2 separate regions of the Homo sapiens genome follow, and region 1 is linked to region 2. A link is a contact called in ENCODE Hi-C data. All regions are on one chromosome and are shown on one strand. The core of a region is the stretch at or near the end of the contact, and the rest is flanking DNA. Distances in the headings are between cores, read along the strand shown.

Region 1 (4,753 bases), core at 103-2,602, 63 kb before region 2:
GTGTGTACACCGTTGTGGTCCCTTGGCCACATTCTTAGGGAGCGTCTTCAGTGCCGTCTTTTGGCTGCATTCTTAGGGAATGTCTTCAGTGCGTACATGGGGGCGGTCCCTTAGCCACATACTTAGGGAACGTCTTCAGTGTGTACATGGCAGTGGTCCCTTGGCCCCATTCTTAGGGAACATCTTCAGTGTGTACATGGTGGCAGTCCCTTAATCACATGCTTAGGGATTGTCTTGATTGTGTACATGGCGATGGTCCCTTGGCCACATGCTTTGGGAACCTCTTCAGTGCATACGGAGTGGCAGTCCCTTGTCCACATTCTTAGAAAACGTCTTCAGTTCGTACACGGTGGCGATCCCTTGGCCACATTCTTCTGAGTGTCTGTGTCTGTGTCCTTTCCACCCTGTAAGCTGCTTTTGTTTCTTCATTGGGTGTCTCTGACTCTCATGTGGAATCCCTTTCCTCTGTCACCGCCCATCCCAGGCACAGTGAGAGACGCAGCCAGCCTGCTCCTCTCTGCACCTCGCCATCCCAGACATCCTCCAGCCACCGTGCTGACCGCATTCATTCCTTCTCCTGCCCTGTCCGCATCCTTCTTCCCCTACACGCTTGATACCAAGAAATGGTCTGAATCACAGCCAAGGCTTCATTATCTTTCTGGCACTGCAGCTCCCCAGCCCCACCCAGATCAGAGATTCAGAACCTGAATCTTTGGATTTCTGGAGATGCCCCCATCCTATCAGAGACTTCTAGTGTGTTTCTCTATATTCGTGTAGACTTGGGAGGATGACAGGAGAGAAACCTTAGAAGGTGGTCTGTGCATTTCCGGGGCCCGGGGTGGAAGGGGCTTGTGTCCTGGCTGCCTCTGTGCACCTTTCATTCTTTTTTTTTTTTTTGAGACGGAGTCTTGCTCTGTCACCCTGTCACCCAGGCTGGAGTGCAGTGGAGGGATCTCGGCTCACTGTAACCCCTGCCTCCCAGGTTCGAGCAATTCTCCTGCCTCAGTCTCCTGAGTAGCTGGGAATACAGGCATGTGCCACCACGCCCGGCTAATTTTATATTTTTAGTAGAGATGGGTTTTCTTCATGTTGGTCATGCTGGTCTCGAACTCCTGACTTCAGGTGATCCATCCGCCTCGGCCTCCCAAAATGTTAGGATGACAGGCGTGAGCCCCCGCGCCTGGCGGCGCCTTTCATTCTTGATCCACCTGGTTTCAAACTCGCAGATAAACTGTTTCCACCTGTGACAAATGAGTCATCCACCTTCCGTGTGGTCTGGACTTTGTCCCTGTTACAATATTCCTGTCTCTTGTTTCTGGTTTTTGGCGTCCCACGTGTTGTCCCTGTAACAGTCCTGTCTCTTGTTTCTGGGGTCACCCCTGTGGCGAGCTGACTGTGCCACGTTCCTGAGGCTGGTGAGGATGCTGTGGGCACCTTAATCACGGCTGTGAACAAACTGGCTAGAGCTAGGTGCCATGGAGCTTTGCAGTGGACAGTAAGTTGTGGTACCCATTCTTTGATCAGTGACGGAGCCAGGTGCCTTATTAAGTCTCGGGGATTTCTGGAAGCACAGAGCAGGCAAGCACCTTCTACACTGAAAGGAATCCTTCTCACACTCATGTTGGCAACGTGAAGTCCTGCCTTTGGAAATCCCTGATTTCCTAAGACACTACCCTAACATTTTAAAGGACTTAAAAAAAATTCAGTAAAATATTCCCAATAGCAGCACATGTAGTGTTTTATTTATTTATTTATTTTTGAGATGATTTGCACTCTTGTCGCCCAGGCTGGAGTGCAATGGTATGATCTGGGTTCACTGCAACCTCCGTCTCCCGGGTTCCAAGGATTCTCCCATCTCAGCCTGTAAGGTAGCTGAGATTATAGGCATGCGCCACCATGCTCGGCTGATTTTGTATTTTTAGTAGTGACAGGGTTTCACCATATTGGTCAGGGTGGTCTCGAACTCCTGGCCTCAAGTGATCCACCCATCTTGGCCTCCCAAAGTGCTGGGATTATGAATCACTGCTCCTGGCCTACTTTTTAAACTTTCAGGTTCAGGGGCACGTGTGCAGGTTCATTACACGGGTAAATTGCATGTCCTGGGGGTTTAGTGTACAGATTAATTCATCAACCAGGTAGTAAGCCTACTACCATCTGATAGGTAGTTTTTTGATCCTCTCATTTGTCCCACCCTCCACCCTCCAGCAGGCCCCTGCAGCTGTTCCCTTCTTTATATCCACCAGTGCCCAATGTTTAGCTGTCACTTATCAGTGGGAACAGGTGGTATTTGGTTTTCTGTTCCTGTGTAAGTTTGCTAAGGATAATGGCCTCCACCTCCGTGCATGTTCCTGCAAAGGACATCATCCCATTTTTTTTTTTTTTTTGAGACAGTTTCCTTTTTGTTGCCCAGGCTGGAGTGCAATGGTGTGATCTCGGCTCACCGCTACCACCAGCTCCCGGGTTCAAGCAGTTGTCCTGCCTCAGCCTTCTGAGTAACTGAGATTACAGACACATGCCACCACGCCCGGCTAATTTTGTATTTTTAGTAGAGACGGGGTTTCTCCATGTTGCCCAGGCTGGTTTTGAACTCCTGACCTCAGTTAATCTGCCCTCCACGGCCTCCCAAAGTGCTGAGATTATAGGTGTGAGCCACCACACCCAACCAATCCCATTCTTTTTCATGGGTATGTAGTATTCCATAGTGTATATGCACCACCCTTTGTTTATCCAGTTTACATGGCGTTGTTTTGAGAAATGGATGAAGCGATGTGCATGAAAACACTGAATGCTTCCTACTGGAGGGGTGTTCACCTTTCCGGGAAACTGTGGAGTGATTGCAATTGCAATTTCCTAGTAGATTTGATTGGTTAATAGCATTGGGAATCTTTGGGGTGCCTGATGCCCTATTGCAGATCTTTTTTCACAGTGTAGAAATCTCAACGTAAATGTCTTTTTTTTTTTTTGAGATGGAGTTTTGCTCTTGTTGCCCAGGCTGCAGTGCAATGGCTCAATCTCGGCTCACTGCAGCCAACATCTCCCGGGTTTGAGCAATTCTGCCTCAGTCTCCTGAGTAGCTGGGATTGCAGGTGCCTGCCACCACACCCGGCTAATTTTTGAATTTTTAGTAGAGAAGGGGTTTCAGCCTATTGTTCAGGCTGCTCTCGAACTCGTGACCTCAGGTGATCCACCCACCTCGGCCTCCCAAAGCGCTGGGATGACAGGCGTGACCGCGCCCAGCCCAGTGTGGATACACCTTGAGCACATAACTGGAATCCTTTCCTTGGCAACTTGGAGCCCCTTGGGTCATGGTCATATAAAGGGTGTTGAATTAAGAGGAAACACTGTTAAATATGTCACAGCTGTCCTTGAAACTGGGACTTGTTTTGTTTTCTGCCTGGAAATGCGAGTCATTTTTCTGGAAAATTCATTTTTCGTTAAAAAAAGTAATTGTATACACGTATATGAGGTACAACGTGATGTTTTAATCCACGTACACATCATGCAATGATTAAATCAAGCTAGTTACCATATTAACAATCACATTAACTAACATATTAATAATCAGGCTAATTAACATATTAACATTGAAGCTAATTAACATATTAACAATCAAGCTAATTTACATATTCACATAATTCTAACTCTAACCTATATCACCTCACCTACTTTTTTTTGTAGTGAGAATATGTAAAATCTACTTTTAGTCATTTTGAAAGACGTGATGTATTATTAACTATCATCACTGTGTGGTGTGATAGAACTTGGAATTCATTTGTTTTATCTAACTGAAAAAAATTAATTTTAATGTAATTTATATGTTTTTTGAGACAGTCTCATCCTATAGCCAGGCTGGAGTACAGCATCATGTTCATAGCTCTCAGCAGCCTCCAACTCATGGCTCAGGTGACCCTCCCACCTCAGCCTCCCAGGTAGCTGGGACTACAGGTGCACACCACCACACCTGGTTAATTTTTAAATTTTTTGTAGAGATGGGGTCTTGCTATGTTGCTCAGGCTGGTCTTGAATTCCTGGGCTAAAGCGATCCTCCTGCCTCAGCCTCCCAAGTAGCTGGGACTACAGGTGCATGCCACCATATCCAGTTAATTTTTTCAGTTTTTTTTTTATTTGTTTAGAGATAGGGTTTCATTACGTTACCCAGGCTTGTCTCAAACTCCTGGCCTCCAGTGATCCTCCTTCCTCAGCCTTCCATAGCACAGTGATTCCAGACATGAGCCACAGCGCTCCTGGCCTCCAACTGAAATGTTATGTTCTTTGACAAACACTTCAGCATTCTTCCCTGGCAACCACCATTGCACTCTCTGCGTTTATGCGTTCAGCTTTTTTAGATTCTACATACGAGATGATACAGTATTTGTCTCTCTGTGCCTGGTTCATTTCACTTCACATTGTATCTTCCAGTCCCATCCATGTTGCGCAAATGGCAGGATTTCCTTTTTCATGGCTGCATACTATTCCACTGTGTGTCTATGCCACATTTGCTTGATGTACTCATCTGTTGATTGACACATGGGTTGATTGTATATCTTGGAACCTGAGTAGTGCTGCAGGGCACAGGGGATGCAGGTATCCCATTGATGGGCTGATTTCCTTTCCTTTGGGTACACACCCAGTGGTGGGATGTCTGGATCCTGCACACCATTCTTTCCTCTGATGTTTTGCAGGCCTATGGCTGGACCTTTGGAACGTCTTCACTATGTACAAGGTGGCGGTCCCTTGGCCACATTCTTAGGGA
Region 2 (5,426 bases), core at 2,925-5,424:
AGTCTAGTTGTGTTGCTCATGATGGGATCTAGTTGTATTAGGTCATGATGAGACCTAGTTGGGTTAGGTTATGATGAGGTCTAGTTGGTTTGGTTATGATGAAATCTTGTTGGATTATGTCATGAGGAGATCTAGTTGGATGGTCATGATGAGATATAATTAGGTCATGATAAGGTCTAGTTGGGTTGGTCTTGATGAGATATAGTTGTATTAGGTCGTGATGAGGTCTAGTTTGGTTAGGTTATGATGAAGTCTAGTTTGGTTAGGTCATGATGAGTTCTAGTTGGGTTAGGGTATGAGGAGATTTACTTGGATAAGGTTGTGATGAGGTCTATTTGGGTTGGTCATGATGAGATTTTGTTAGGTCATGATGAGGACTAGTTTTGTTGGCCTTGATGAGATGTAGTTGTATTAGGTCATAATGAAGTCTTGTTGAGTTAGGTTATGATGTAGTTAAGTTGGGTTAAGTTATGATGAGGTATAGTTGGGTTGGTCATGATGAGAGTTAGTTAGGTCACGATGAGGTAGTTGGGTTGGTCATGATGAAATCTAGTCATAGTCAGTCATGATTAGTTCTTGTTGGGCTTGTTTATAATGAGATTTAGCTGTGTCAGGTCATGATGAGGTCTAGTTGAGTTGGTCATGATGTGATCTAGTTGTATTAGGTCATGATGAGGTCTAGTTTGGTTAGGTTATGAGGTCTAGTGTCGTTGGTTGTGATGAGATTCAGTTAAGTTATGATGAGGTGTATTTGGGTTGGTCATAAAGATACCTGTTTGTATTAGGTCATGTTGAGGTTTATTTGGGCTAGGTTATAATGAGATTTAGTTGGGTTAGGTCATGATGAGGTCTAGTTGGGTTAGGGTATAATCAGATCTATTTGGGTTAAGTTATGATGAGGTGTATTTTGGTTAGTCCTAATGAGATTTAGTTGGGTTAGAGTATGATGAGGTGTAGTTGCGTTGGTCATCATAAAATCTAGTTTTGTAGGTCACAGGAAGTCTAGTTGGTTAGGTTATCTAAATTGCAACTGTCTTTTAAAAATGACTTGTGCCACATATACTTTGTATTGTCCATGAATAGTACATGTGAAACGTGTAAAATATTTAAACTTGTATTTAATTATCTATTTACTTATTTTAATAGACAAAAACAAGTTACATATTTTTATGGTGTACAAAATGTGGTTTTGATATATGTTTCCATCTGGAATGGCCAATTCAAGCTAATTCACATATCCATTACCTTACATGTTTCTTTTTGTGTGTGTTTTTGGAAACACTTAAAATCTACTCTCTTTGCAATTTTCAAATATTAATTATAGTCACTGTGACTAATTATAGTCAGGTTCAAGATTATAGTCACTAATTTAGTCACCTTAAGTACAATAGATCTCTTGAACTTATACCTTCTGTCAAACTGACATTTGGTGTCATTTGAACAAAATCTCAGCAACCCACCCCCCTAGCACCTGGTAATCACCATAATTCTTTTTCTTTTCTTTCTTTCTTTTTTTTGAGATGGAGTCTCACTCTGTCACCAGGCTGGAGTGCAGTGGCGCAATCTCGGCTCACTGCAACCTCCACCTCCTGGGTTCAAGCGATTCTCCTGCCTCAGCCTCCTGAGTAGCTGGGACTACAGGTGCATGCCACCGTACCCGGCTAATTTTTGTATTTTTAGTAGAGACAGGCTTTTGCCAGGTTGGCCAGGATGGTCTCGATCTCTTGACCTTGTGATCCACCTGCCTTGGCCTCCCAAAGTGCTGGGATTACAGGCATGAGATACCACGCCTGGCCAATAATCATCATAATACTTTTTCTTGTGAGTTCAACTTCTGGAGACTCTACATATGGGTGAGATCATGTGGGATTTGGTTTTATGTGGCTTATTTTACTTAACATGATGTACTCCTGGTTGATCCATGTTGTATCACAGGATAGGGTCCTCTGGTTTTCAAAGACTGAATGGTATTCCATGGTGTAGCTATCCCACATTTTATTTATCTACCCATCCTTAGATGGACACTTAGGTTGGTTTCATATCTTGGCTCTTGTGAATCATGCTGCAACGAACATGGGGGTGTAGATATCTCTATAAGGGGCTGATTTCATTTCCTTTGGATCTATACAGAGGAGTGAGATTGCTAGATCCTATGGTAGGCATAATGATCATTTTTTGAGGAACTCTTAAAAAAAAAAAGGCCACCCCTTTAGACACACCTTAAAATCCAACCTTTCTGGTCAAAGACATTTGAAAAAAATGACGACAACATCAAACTATAGTCTCCTGTCCAAGCACGTTCACTTCCTAAGATGTGAAAAAAACCAGGCCGGGTGCAGTGGCTCATGTCTGTCATCCCAGCACTTTGGGAGGCAAAGGCAAACGGGTCACCCGAGGTCAGGCGTTCAAGACCAGCCTGGCCAACATAGTGAAACCCCATCTCCACTGTTTTCCATAATGGCTATACCAATTTCCATTGCACATATAACATGTAACGCCCTCCCCTGCCCCCCCAAATACAAAGGATGAAGCAGAAGGCAGATGCACTGTGTTTGGGACGTGTGCGGTGTTTCTGCATATGCAGTACTTGCTCAGCAAATGTAGGAACCACTCCAGCAAATGCATATGAGGCCAAATGTCCCACGTCCAGTTCCTTAAAGCAGCTCCCTCCAGGTCTGAGGAGACAATTGCTGAAGGTGACATTGGCCAAAGAAGATACCGCACGTGCCACCTCACCTTCTCCATTCCTCCAGTGTGGTGCTTCTGTCCTATGCCAGCGTTGACGGTGCCACCATGGAAAATGGCCTGCCCATGAAGGTGGTCTTCCCAAATAATCACTTCACCTGGCTTTTTTTGATGCTCCCAGCTTTTTCTGGTCACTTTTGTCTTTCTTGAGAAGGTGGAGGCTCCCATCTTACTTCGTCCCAGCTTCCGGCATGTTTCCCTTTGTTTTTTTTTGTTTTGTTTTGTTTTGTTTTCTTTTTGAGATGGAGTCTCGCTGTGTTGCCCAGGCTGGAGTGCAGTGGCGCAATCTCATCTCACTGCAACCTCTGCCTACTGGGTTCAAGCAATTCTTCTGCCTTAGCCTCCAGAGTAGCTGGGATTACAGGTGCCTGCTACCATGTCTGGCTAACTTTTTTTTTTTTTTTTTTTTTTGGGACAGAGTTGGGCTCTGTCGCCCAGGCTGGAGTGCAGTGGTGTGATCTCAGTTCATGGCAACCTCTGCTTCCCGGGTCCTGGTTCAAGCAATTCTCCTGCCTCCGCTTCCCTAGTAGCTGGGATTACAGGCACACATCACCATGCCCATCTAATTTTTGTGTTTTTAGTAGAGATGGGGTTTCCTCATGTTGGCCAGGCTGGTCTTGAACTCCTGACCTCGTGATCCGCTTGCCTCGGCTTCCCAAATCCCAAAGGGCTGAGATTACAGGCATGAGCCACCGCACCCGGCCGCACCCTTTGATCTTGAGATGGCTGATACGGCAGAGCAGCCCAGCAGTGGATGAGTGCTTACATTTAAAAAGTTCATGGGATTTCATAAATAAGCTCATGAATGTACAAGTCCCCAGTGTAAAGGTTACCTTGACTTTGAATTTTTTTATCCTTTCTTTTTTTGTTTTGTGTTTGATGCATAGGACATTTATAGATGGAATATACCTTTCAGGCTATTTCTTCCTCTCCCTCCCGTCGAAACCCACCTCCCTGAAATGCCTGCTGCCTCCTCAGTGCCAAAGGACTGTCAAAGCAAAAATGTAATAATGGTATCATGTTCTGTTTCTTTAAGGAAGTCAAAGGTGCAAATTACCTTTGCAGCTTCAGTCTTCTGATGTCTGCAACTTTGAATTCCTTCAAGGAAGTGACAATTTAGATATTCCATTTACTCTGCCCCAAAGGATGGACTTTGCACTATTTATCTTAGCCGTCTCCCACTGGAGCCAAAAACATTTCCAACTTCATAAGTTTCACTGCTTCTCCTCTTTTATATATTTTTTCACTCTTTGCTGAAAACATTTTCATTGTTTTTTGAAAAGTGCATTCTAATAGTTAATTTGGGAGCCCATGGCCTTAACACAGAAGAAAGAATACCGAATACAATGATAGGATATCAAACAGCATGGTCTCTTCCTTGTGTTAGAGTGTGTAAATTCAATACGCCGTGTTGACTCAGTATTCAGGAATGCCAAAGAGAGGGATTATTTGGTAATGTATTTTCATGGAGACCCGGGGACGGTGCTGTACTACAGAACACCTCACTGGCCCGGGCTGGGTGCAGGTAGGATGGAGATAGACCGGCCCCACCCCCTTGGTAACTGCTCCTTGCAGATCAGCTGTTTGAAGCTCTCCGGGCACCCAAGACGTTCTTGTTCAAGCCTGTGCGCTTCCCCTGCTAGTTCTCATCTCCCTTCTCTCAACACTTTTTCCGTGACCCTCCCTGAAAGGGAGTTTTGGGCTTGGCTCACCCTGGAAAGCAGCTAATCCCACATGTTGCCAACAGGTTAATGAAGGATGAGGCTGAAGGAGGAAAAATTTGCCAAACTCCTTTCCCCTAAAGAGCCGCCCCTTCAGAAACACCTTAAAATCCAACCTCCCGGGTCAAAGACATTTGAAAAAATGACGAAGACAACATCAAACTATAGTCTCCTGTTCAACGCATGTTCACTTCCTAAGACATTAAAGAAACCAGGCCGGGTGTGGTGGCTCATACCTGTCATCCCAGCACTGTGGAGGCCGAGGCGGGAGGATCACCTGAGATCAGGAGTTCAAGACCAGCCTTGCCAACATGGTGAAACCCCCTCTCTACTAAAGATACGAAAAAATTAGCTGGGCATAGTGGCAGTCACCTCTAATCCCAGCTACTCAGGAGGCTGAGGCAGCAGAATCACTTGAATCAGAGAGGTGGAGGTTGCAGTGAGCTGAGATCGCACCACTGCACTCCAGCCTGGGCAACAGAGCAAGATTCTGTCTCAAAAAAAAAACAAAACAAAAAAACAAAACAAAAAAACCCAATTAACATTCTTTCACCCCGGATTTCCTAGTCTTTATTTTAGCTATAACAAGCAAAACACCTCTTTCCATCCTTCTAAAGGCGTGTTCCTGAAACCTCACTTGGAGAGTTTTACGGAAGTGCAGTGAGAGGAGTAAGAAATCCTGAGCACACAGCCAACTAACGCAGGAACAGAAAACCAAAGACCCCATGTTCTCCTTCATAAGTGGGAGTTGAACAATGAGAACGCATGGACACAGGGAGGGGAACATCCCACACCAGGGCCTGTCGAGGGGTTGAGGGGGCAGGGCAGGGAGAGCATTAGGAGAAATACCTAATGTAGATGATGGGTTGATGGGTGCAGCAAACTGCCATGGCACGTGTATACCTATGTAACCAACCTGCACATTCCGCACATGTGCCCCAGAACTTAAAGTAGAATTAA

Evidence for each region. A loop is a pair of places that touch in the nucleus more often than their neighbours do.
Region 1: a loop to region 2 is called in a map of Caco-2, with 4 times the contacts of the local background. The contact joins two enhancer-like sites. A Hi-C loop is called at or near these places in 6 of 168 maps with a recorded cell type or tissue (Caco-2, HepG2, Right ventricle myocardium inferior and 3 more).

The regions. Positions count from the first base shown.
Region 1 is chrX:2,469,775-2,474,527 of GRCh38, reverse strand. All of the region lies in intron 1 of DHRSX (dehydrogenase/reductase X-linked), which reads left to right. Among named protein-coding and RNA genes, the nearest start is that of DHRSX, 29 kb to the left of the region's middle. Within about 2 kb of position 1,352, at least 3 of the 41 ENCODE cell types and tissues checked have a DNase peak (open chromatin) inside an H3K27ac peak, as active enhancers do.
Region 2 is chrX:2,409,285-2,414,710 of GRCh38, reverse strand. All of the region lies in intron 2 of DHRSX (dehydrogenase/reductase X-linked), which reads left to right. Among named protein-coding and RNA genes, the nearest start is that of DHRSX, 89 kb to the left of the region's middle. Within about 2 kb of position 4,174, at least 2 of the 41 ENCODE cell types and tissues checked have a DNase peak (open chromatin) inside an H3K27ac peak, as active enhancers do.